2 separate regions of the Homo sapiens genome follow, and region 1 is linked to region 2. A link is a loop called in an ENCODE intact Hi-C map of the cell type or tissue named here. Cell type or tissue: A673. All regions are shown on one strand. Each heading gives the region's core, and the rest is flanking DNA. Links, peaks and the distances in the headings are about the cores only. Region 1 overlaps NEBL (nebulette). Region 2 has its middle 150 kb from the start of NEBL.

Region 1 (5,386 bases), core at 298-5,297, 51 kb after region 2:
CAACAAACAAGGGCTTTTCAATCAAAGAGTAAAAGCATAGTGCCCTGTTTATTAAACTAGTCATCAGATACCATTAGCATTGCTACAAATGGGGGACAATGGCTTTTCTAACCAAAGAGTTTGAGTTTGACAGGTTGTTTTATGTCAACAAGATTAAAGCCACAAATAATAGTTTTAGTTATACTAAGTCAATGAAAATACACAGAAGTGTGACTCAACTTTCACTTCACATTGGTAAGATTTATTGACCAAAGATCTAGAAGCTGTCTAAAGCTCTAAGCATTTCAGGCTCTATATGGAATATTCTACAACATTTATAACATCAAAATGTCTCTTCTACTGTACAATAAAGTACTTCCACAGATAGGCTATTTTCTGCTTAATGGTTATTATTAAAATGGAAAGAGATAAAACCAAGATAAAGAAGTGAATACATGTGAAGATCATAAAAGAGAAGATGAAAAGGGAGGAAGAAAAGTTTTGTTTTTTTGTTTGTTTGTGTTTTTTGAGATGGGGTCTCACTCTGTCACCCAGGCTGTAGAGTAGTGATGTGATCACAGCTCACTTCAGCCTCAAACTCCTGGACTCAAGCGATCCTCCTGCCTCAGCCTCCCAAGTAGCTGGACATACGCCACCATGCCCAGCTGATTTTTTTTTTTCCCTACAGACAGGATCTTGCTACATTGCCCAACCTAGTCTCAAATTCCCAGTCTCAAGCAATTATCTTGTCTCAGACTCCCAAAGCACTGGGATTATGGGCGTGAGCACTGCACCATGCTAAGAACATGTTAAGAGGCTCACCAAATCTGAAACTGGAAAAGAGGAAATATACGTAAATACACAAAGATTAGAGTAAATGAAAGGAAGAAATGTACCCACAAGAAACGTTGAAGAGTACTCAAAAAGAAGTTCACTGGGGGGGATGTACGCAGAGTGCGTGAAAGAAGAGAATATGATTAAGTGTCCTTGGTGTTCATGGTGCTTTGTATGCCATCATTTAATTACTGCAACAACTATCTAAAACAGATACCATTCCCACTTTACAGAACAAAATACAACAGAGGCTGAGAGATTGAACAGGAAGGCAGCAAAAAAATTATTTGTGCAGTGAAGCCACAGTTAAGGTTTCAAGTCATCAAAGAAAAGGTGAAGGTTTTGAAGGCCCCTCAATGACTATAGAGATACAGTCGATGGCCAAATTCCAAATAGAAAAAAAAAAAAAAGAAAGAAAGAAAAAGAAAAAGAAAAAAATGGTACTTTAACTATAGATGTAATGTGAAAAGAGAAAATAATTTGGGTTTTTTCCTATGGGCTTACTTTTTGAAAAAATCCAGAAAAAGGGAGAAAATCACCATTCAGAAATTTCCCAATAAAGAGTCTAGGACACAATGCAATTATTGTCATATTTTCTAACACTTGACTACTGTTTTATCAGCTAATGTATGTCAAATAACTTAATGAGGTTTTGTTTTTCTTTTTAGGACAAAGAACCCCTATTTAGACAATCAGAGAGGAATTGCTAAAAGAGAAAGTAGGACTATGCTGCTAGTTTTGAAGTAAGTATTAAATAATGAACTAGATCCTAGTTAAATCCTGTCTAGTCCTGGCCGGGCATGGTGGCTCACGCCTGTAATCCCAGCACTTTGGGAGGCCGAGGCAGGCAGATTGCTTGAGCTCAGGAGTTCGAGACCAGCCTGGCCAATATGGTGAAACCCCAACTCTACTAAAATTACAAATTAGCTGGGCTTGGTGGCAGGTACCTGTAATCCCAGCTACTTGGGAGGCTGAGGCAGGAGAATTGTTTGAACCTGTGAAGAGGAGGTTGCAGTGAGCTGAGATCGTGCCTTTTCACTCCAGCCTAGGTGACAAGAGCAAAATAATTCTGTCTCAAAAAAAAAAAAAACAAAACTCCTGTCTAGTCCATGAGCAAGGTGGCTGTGCTGCTTGGTTATAACACACGGCCATGGTATGGACCTTTCTGCTCAAATTGCTTTTACACGTGTCACTGAGAGTTTCATGTCAAAGCCTCAAGTCCTATTCACATCTGATCACAAGACATAAGTGGGAGTTAAGTCCACAAAGTTTATATGCAATCTAGAAACAAGATGCTATTTTTTAATCTGAAAGGATTCTTAGCACTACAGAAACCCCTTTTCCTTCCCTGCAGGATACAGAAGCAAGCCAGATTGCCTCTAGATTTTAGTTTGCAGATTCTTAATTATAAGCTCTGAATAGGGAAGTGCCGAAGAAACAGGCTTACTGCATAATAAACTAAGAATACCCAGACTTCAATATAAAAATGAAGTGCTCTATAATTGAGTTAAAACCACCAAGTTTTAAAGACATGCCTAATCATCGTGATACAAAATAATTAAGCTCAAGCTTTGGGAATCATTTAAAAATAAAAGCAGTCATTACTGTTTTATATGTTAAATCTTCAGTTTCAGCAGGAGCAACAAACCCTGGAAAGGAAGGACAGGAGATTAAGGACTGAGGACAGAGGAAGAATCAGTTACTTGCAGTGTTTTCAACCCTGACTGCATATGACGTTCAGGTCCCCCACACCAATTATAATAAATCAGAATCTAGGGTGGCGGTAAAGGAAATTGCATAATGGTGTCTTATTTTTCTTTCTTTCTTTTCTTTTTTTTTTTTTTAACACAGGATCTGGCTCTGTCACCCAGGCTGGAGTGCAGTGATGCCATCTCAGCTCACCGCAGCCTCCATCTCCCAGGCTCAAGCGATCCTCCCACCACAGCCTCCCAAGTAGCTGGGACTACAGGTGCATGCTACCACACCCAGCTCATTTTTCTGTGTTTTTCATAGAGATGGGGTTTTTCCATGTTTCCCAGACTGGTCTCAAACTCCTGGGCTCAAGCCATCCATCCACCTTGGCCTCCCAAAATGCTGGGATTACAGGAGTGAGCCACTGTGTCTGGCTGGTGTCTTGTTTTTTCAAATGAGCAGCCACAATGCGGACCTACCGAACTGGCGGGCTTCATTCACCCCCATTTGACAGGAATTTAGGGGTATATGTGGCTCTATTTTAAACATGCTATTTCCCCAATTCCCTCTTTTCCCCCAGTGCTTTGTTTCCAATATCTGTGGAGGCGAATGTTTGAACCTGGGCCTCGGGAAGCAGCCTGGGACTGCAGGAAGAAATCCAAGTCAAGAGAAAGCTCATTGTAGAATAATTTGGAGGTTAGCGTGCAACATTCCTGGGAAAGCCAGTGCCACGAGGCGAGGGGAAGCGGACCCCATTTCCTTGGGGTGGAGCAGAGCAGGACCTGGCGGTCATCAGCTGAGAGGAAGGAGGAAGTGTACAGCCTAAAATATCTTTGCAAAATCAAAAATCCTCTCTCAAGCCAATGCTAGGATCCTAATAATCAATTCTCCTCTTCTAGACTCTCATATTATCTTTGTTTTAATTTTCTAGTTTTAGCTAAATGTTATTTCTATTCCTATAATGTATCCTGTTTATAGTATATACTATATCCTGCTTACTGCTGACCATACTACAGTAATACATACTACTTATAGTGATAAAACAATTATCGCCATTATTACTTTAAGATTGCAAATCTATTTATTTTGGTGAAATATACATACCATAAATGTATCCTTTTAATCGTTAAGTGTACAGTTGTTTGACATTAAGCATATTCATATTGTGCAACCTGCATCTTTATAAGAAAATGCAACCTACATAAAAGTATTTAAGCACTCAGGTGTATACCCCTGTGAAAGTTAGTGGGGGAAAGAGGTAACATAAGACTCTACTTCCCCAGGAATACTGAATCTGCACACAATAAAAGTTTAATAATATAAGTAAAATGCTTACAACCCCGTTAGCTCAAGATTTTACTAATTTAGCTCTTAAAGTTCTGCTTTTCAGGAACATCCTTAGTCTCGGGCAATTTGGGATGTTCGGTTTTTTTCCTTACAATGTTCCAGCCCTGCGCTTAGGATGTCACATGCTTTAGTTGGTGTAACTGTCACCACAATCTTCTTTTCACCAACAAAGGAGCTGAAGGTTAGCAGATTAAGTAATTTGGTCAAATATCAGAAATGAGGGGGAGCCAGAATTTAATGCCAAAAATCTGACTTCAGAACCCAAACTCTTGACTATACTAAACCTAAATTATTACAGAAGAAATGACAAAACAGTGTGAGATTAATTTCAAAATAACCACTGTGAATTCAGAAAAGTGTAAGAGTACTATGGCATGTTGAGCAGAGAAGATTCTAGGAGTAAGAAGACTGGATCTGAAGTTTGAAAAGGAGGCGGTCAACCCTTCCTGCTTGGGGCAGTAGAAGTGAGAAAGAGGGAAAGGTAAAGAAAAATGAGTTTAAATGCACAGGATATGTGCCAGCCAGGCTTGTTAGGCTCATAGAGGTTACTCTATTTGTCATTAATTTGTGTGTATATGTGTGGTAAACATCCAACCAGAAGTTTATGTGTATGTGGTTGATGAGGTATGCTAAAACATCTCTGGAAGAAATTGTAGAGGCAGAAATTCACCCACTTTTGGAAAAGCAAACTCAAATAAAGTAGCATCATTTCTGAAGCAATGACTTTTAGATTTATTGTAAGAGTCATTTTAGCATCTGACAAGTCTCTGGGGAGAGAGAGTGTGCGTGTGCAATGTGTGTGTGTGTGTGTATGTCAGATTAATTTTTCTTTTTCCCATTGCCAATACCAACCTATTTTATCCAGGGCAAATATTTAGTCGCCTTATCTTGTATGATAAATTTCAAGCCTATGTTCAATATCACGTCTCCTAATGTGACTTCAACCACATTCCCACTGAGTGACAACAGCTGCATAGTGATGGCACCTAACAATCTTCAAAGTCACTGTGTACAACGCTGCCTGAAAAAGATCTCCCACCATCAGTATTAGAATAAGCAATGCTGTCACCAATATATGAAAGATTTAGTTGAAAATACAATTAATTCCATGAGATTTTTAACCATTTTCTTCCCCAAATATAAATAACCAGGTTTATAATATTCCTTAAATATTAATGGATTAAAGATTCTTTATTGCCTGTGAACTGCAAAAGGAAACATACATACTTTGTACTTTTTAAACTACATATGCAGACATTACATTTCAGCACTTCATTGATATATTTGACTTAGTTGTCTCAAATGAGAACTTCTAGGCTGGGCACGGTGGCTCATGCCTCCAATCCCAGCATTTTGGGAGGCTGAGGCGGGCGGATCATTTGAGGTCAGGAGTTCGAGACCAGCCTGGCCAACACAGTGAAATCACACCTCTACTAAAATACAAAAATTAGCAGGGCGTAGTGGTGGGCGCCCGTTATCCCAGCTTCTCAGGAGGCTGAGGAGAATCGCTTGAACCCAGGAGGCAGAGGTTGCA
Region 2 (5,386 bases), core at 57-5,056:
GTATGTTTCTCCCGGAATCTAGGGCATGGTGGAAATATAATAAATGTTAAGTGAAAGCAAATTTTTCACCTCCTTAGGTACAGTATATGTGCATATCTGTCCTACCTTTGGGCATAATTCCTTATCCCTGTGTTCTATCAAGCCAACAGCTTTCATTTCACCACAAACCCCACAGCCTCAGAGTAGAGCATCCTAACCTTGACAGCAAATATATAACTGCTCTTACTAGACTCTATAAATCCCTTCTCTTTGAGGTTCTAAATCTTTTTTTGGCTAGAGATATTTAACTAAATTGCTAGTCGTTGTGGCAACATTTGCTGAACTACATTTTTGATAATTTTTAATATCTCCCAATATTTATTGTGATATCTATAAATAGCCGGGTCCATATTTTATTATGGTTAGAAGCACCTACCCTTTGATTTATTACCTTCATGTACTAGATCATCAAATTGGCTGGAGTTCACGGTGTTGCAAAGTATTGTGCTGTCCTGGAACTCAGGAAGGGAGATGATTGGTAACAGAAACCATCCTTTAAGATGTCATTGATTAATACACGGCATCTGTCGGCCATGTGTGCAATGGTCATAATGGGTGATGGGGGACGGAAACGGATCTTCAAATCTCAATGTTTTATCCTATGAGATGGGTGCTGGGATGATTGTGTCTTCTTTTAAAATGTGATTACTTTGAGAACACAGCTGAAGAAAACACAAAGTAATTCTATTCTGAAATGGAGTCTTAGCCAAGAAACTTGATTTGGTATCGAGAGTCATTTTCCCAGAGACTGGCTCCCAGATGATCCTCCTCTGTTCACTGGACTATTATGTTTTAAGGGACTGGCTCAGGATGTCACAGTGTCTGTCTCCCCTGCCTTTGATACCTGTGGTCTGGAAGGGTGACTGCATCTTCCAAGCTTCTGTAATTTTTAGCCAGGAAGATTCAGGGTTACAGTGGCCTCATCTGTATAAACAGCTGCAGTGATAGTCACAGAACACCTGAGTGCTTTTATCAGCTTTGTCACTGACCAGCTGTTTCATTGTGGGGAAAACACAAGATTTTTCTTAAGCCAATTTCTATTCTAGAAGAATTCCCATGCTAGAAATATCTCCTAGAAAGGTATAAAGGTAGTTACAGTATACTATTCCAGCCAAATATATTTGATCAGAAGAGGTTTTTTAAAATTAAATGTTGCTTGAGATATCTATTTCTTGGGATATTGGTTTAGGAAACACTAACCTATCCAGTTGCCATGGCCCAGCAATAGACCTGAGTTATCAGCTACACATATAAGTCATAATATCGATATTCATAAAACAAACTTAAATTATGAAGGGCTCAGCTATTACAGCCTCAAGGGCCTGGTTACTTATCATTTGGTCTATAGAGCAAAGGGAAGTTCTGTGAATGCCATCCTTTCCAAATATGTTAGAAACTGAAGTTACTGATATGGTTTGGCTGTAGTTTGGCTGTGTTCTCACCCAAATCTCATCTTGACTTGTAGTTCCCATAATCCCCACATGTCATGAGAGGGACCTAGTGGGAGGTAATTGCATCATGGGGGTGGGTTTTCCCATGCTGATCTTGTGATATAAGTTTCATGAGATCTGATGGTTTTATAAAGGGTAGTTCTCCTGCATACTCTCCCTCTTGCCTGCTGCCATGTAAGATGTGGCTTTGCTCCTCCTTCACCTTCTGCCATGATTGTGAGGCCTCCCCAGCCATGTGGAGCTATGAGTCCATTAAACTTCTTTTTCTTTATAAATGACCCAGTCTCGGGTATATTTCATTAGCAGCATGAGAATGGACAAACACAGTTACCACAAGAAAGAGAAAAGCAGAAGAAAAGATAGCAGGAACTTTTAAAATCATATTTGAAGGAATGAGAGCATGACCACTGATGTATAAGACAATAAAACAGAAGACAGGCCTTGCCAGGATTTAGACAAGCAAATGTTTCTCCATCCTCCTCATGCAAGCTCCCTAGGGGACAAAAACCAAAGCTATACTTCTTTGAAGCTGCAGAATGACACAGTGGATGAGACAAGAGCATTAGATTCAGATGAACCCAGGGGAGAGATGATCTGTGTCTCTTACTGTAGCTGTGTGATACAGGCATGTTTGCGTGTTAGGGAAGTGTGAAAGCAAGCCTCAAGGCAAAAGAATCACCTAGACCAAGACCTAGAGGATGTGGACAAATTAGCCAAGGGAGGAAAAAGTAGAAGTTGCGGGCAAAAGGCACAACACAGTTGAAGACCTGAAAGTAAGAAAGATCATAGCATGTTTGAGACACCGAGATTAGCTCAGCAGGGCAGGAATGCACAGAGGGAGGAAAGTGAGAACAAAGGAAGCTGGGGGAGAGTCAGAGCTAAGAAAATTGGGCTTCATCCCGTTAAAAGAAAAACTTCAGGCCAGGTGCAGTGGCTCATGCCTGTAACCCCAACAATTTGGGAGGTCGAGGCAGGCAGATTGCTTGAGCTCAGGAGTTCAAGACCACCCTGGGCAACATGGTGAAACCCCATCTCTACTAAAATACAAAAAATTAGCCAGGTGTGGTGGCAGGCACCTGTAATCCCAGATACTCGATAGGCTGAGGCAGGAGAATTGCTTGAACCCCAGAGGCAGAGGTTGCAGTGTGCCGAGATCGTGCCACTGCGCTCCAACATGGGCTACAGAGTGAGACTCTGTCCCAAAAAAGGAAAACAAAAGAAAAACTTCAGACAAATTAAATTTAACAGAGTTTAACTGAGCAAAGATCAATTCACGAATCAGGCAGCCTCCTGAGCCAGAGTAGGTCCAGAGAAACTCCAGCCTGCCTTATGAGAAAATTTATGGGCAGACAAAAGAAAGTGACAAGTAGCATACAAAAAAAAATGGAAGTGAGATACAGAAACAGCTGGGTGGTTACAGCTCGGCATTGGCCTTATTCAAACCCAGTTTGAACAGTTGGCTATCCTTGATCAGCCAAAACTCAATGATTGGCATAAAAGTAGGTTCCAGTCTGTTTACACATCTAGTTAGGTTATAGTTCACTACATAGGATAAAACATTAGGCCAAATGTAAAATAAGTAAGGAGGCAGCTTTAGGCTAAACTTAATTTAACAGTCCTAACAGTGACAGGTTTCTAAAGTGGAAATGACGTCACTAGGACAGGATAAGAGAAAGAAATGGCTCACTTGTCTACATGGACCATTAGACGCAATGCAAAGGAGAAGAAGTCAAGAATGGTGTCCAGTTTTCTGGATTAGGCAACTGAGTGAATAAAAGCAAAAAGCTGCAATGTAGACAAGGTGTCTAAGAGGCAAAGTTGCAAACAAAGTCCAATATCACTATCTGCTTCCAAAGGAACAGCTGCTGGTGGCTGTAGTAGCAGAAAGAATTTCAGATAAACAAATCATCTTTTTCAGCCGCATGTAAACAACCATAGCTCAGCAATAACCTTAAATAAGAAAAGAAATGCTTGCCACAATACTGTATTGAGTGGCATTCAAATTAAATACTTCAGATAATGGGGTCAGGTTGGATCCTTCTAAGAGACTCCAGCCCAGGCCCAGACATCTAGAAAATATTTGAAGCATTACCGAATATTTTAGAAGCCAAATGTCTGCTTTGCCTTCTTAGCACAAAAGAGTCTAAGAGCCTGGAAAAGTTCAGCTTCACCAGCTAGTGTTGCTATACCCAAAGGGTGGAAGTCACTGAAGGTCAAAGAAAAATTGTAGGCACCAACTGTTAGGTTTAGTAATAGTTCAATTAAGGATGCTGGGAACTTTAAAATAGAACATTGTGTTGGCATCAGTGGTGACTACAATTTCTACAGGGTGTTGCTTTCAATGAGATTTAGGGTCTCTTAAAGACTTTGTTAACTTTTTTTTTAATGTGGCCATTTAAACAGTTTTAAGGTTAGGGGCTTAGAAACCCTTCCTTCTTCCTTTGCAGAAATTCCAGGTGTGTATTTCAAGAGGTAAGTACCTTTGAAAAATGAGAATGAATGTAAAGCCGGCTCACTTCCCATCACTTACATTGCATAAATGTTTTGGGATGAGATCAAATAAAGCTTGATATATGTGGTTCAGGCAATATGCAGAGCCCCAAAACAATTTCTGAAATATATGGCTTCTCTCTTGTCCTTTGCCCATAATCCTACTGTTATGTTTCAGCTTTTGATGTTCCTGAGGCTTAGTTATATTTCTTTCTTTATCTCACTAACGGACCTAAGGTGCCACCGGATTTTTACAATGTGGATTCCTTTTATCACTAACTCTTATCACGAAGCCACATTCAGGCATCACTCATGTCCTGGTTCTGCATGCTTTCCTCCTCTTCACAGCTGCCATCCACAGTGCCTCCAGCTACTGTCACATCAAATTACACTAGCTAAATAGAATGAAGAAGAGTCAGTCCCGAGTCAGAACAACTTCGGTAAAGATGCTTGGCTGTATTTAGTGGACATTTATTAGGTATCAAGTCACACTGAAGGAAACATTCATTTATATCATGTTTAGCAAATCATTGAAAAACAGACATATATATTTCATTGATTTTTGGAAGAATTAAACATGACAGCTTGATGGAAATGCAATATTTAAAAACAATAATATCTGGAGCTTCATACAGTGACTTTTATCCAGTGAGTTTGTAGGTTTCCTTCCCTCACCACACATTCCCACGTGCAAGTTGTATCTACTGTCTCCAATCATCAGACTCATGATAAAGAGAATCTAATTGTAGGATATGAAGATATGTAGCTGTTTCCAGTGCCTCCACAGTAACCTCAATGAAACAATCAACCGTTTAGTAATTCTTGTTCCCTGAAAAACATGAAGCTGGCAATAAATCTACAGGCAGAGGCCAGCTCTACATTAGCAAAATGAAGCAGAGAATTAAAGTAATTATCTAAAAAATTCATCATGAGCCTGGGGTAGGTAGCTAAATTACTTAAATGAATATTTCAGGGGGAAAATGCAGTTTTGGAAAAAGGCCTTTGAAGACTCTCTTGGCTCACTGATTGCATGTAAAACAGGAAAGTCATTGTACCAATGACGTCCACGTATAGATGGAAGGTATCCCCTACTGGAGCCTTACTTTGAGAGTGCAAAACTGTTCAAAAATGTTACTGTGGTTTAAAATTTTTGCCACTTGGCTTTAAAATCAAAAGAGATTGAGGAGGACCAAACAATGATTCGTCCATTGGGGATTTAGTCCTATCGACCATTGTTTCCTGGGTTCCACAGAGTGAAGGCTCAAAGAAACTTCTAGGAGACATTCCTTTCCCTGCGTTCACCTCAAGATCAGCCAAGATCAACACTTACCCCAATTGGCAGAGACAGAGGGAATTTTAAGACTTTCCCAAAGTAGGCAATTTTTTCCCTTCCTTCAGTGCAAAAT

Evidence for each region. Peaks named below come from ENCODE experiments on the same cell type or tissue, not always from the same donor. Only the 100,000 strongest peaks of a DNase experiment are listed, where the experiment ranks them.
Region 1: a loop joins it to region 2, with 5 times the contacts of the local background. A loop is called at or near these places in 1 of 110 quality-filtered maps.

Annotation. Positions count from the first base shown.
Region 1 is chr10:20,790,915-20,796,300 of GRCh38, forward strand. All of the region lies in intron 26 of NEBL (nebulette), which reads right to left. Among named protein-coding and RNA genes, the nearest start is that of NEBL, 100 kb to the right of the region's middle. In A673, for the core only: no CTCF peak of the experiment used is centred there; a DNase peak (open chromatin) is centred at 2,537.
Region 2 is chr10:20,739,801-20,745,186 of GRCh38, forward strand. No RefSeq gene overlaps it. Among named protein-coding and RNA genes, the nearest start is that of NEBL, 150 kb to the right of the region's middle. In A673, for the core only: no CTCF peak of the experiment used is centred there; no DNase peak of the experiment used is centred there.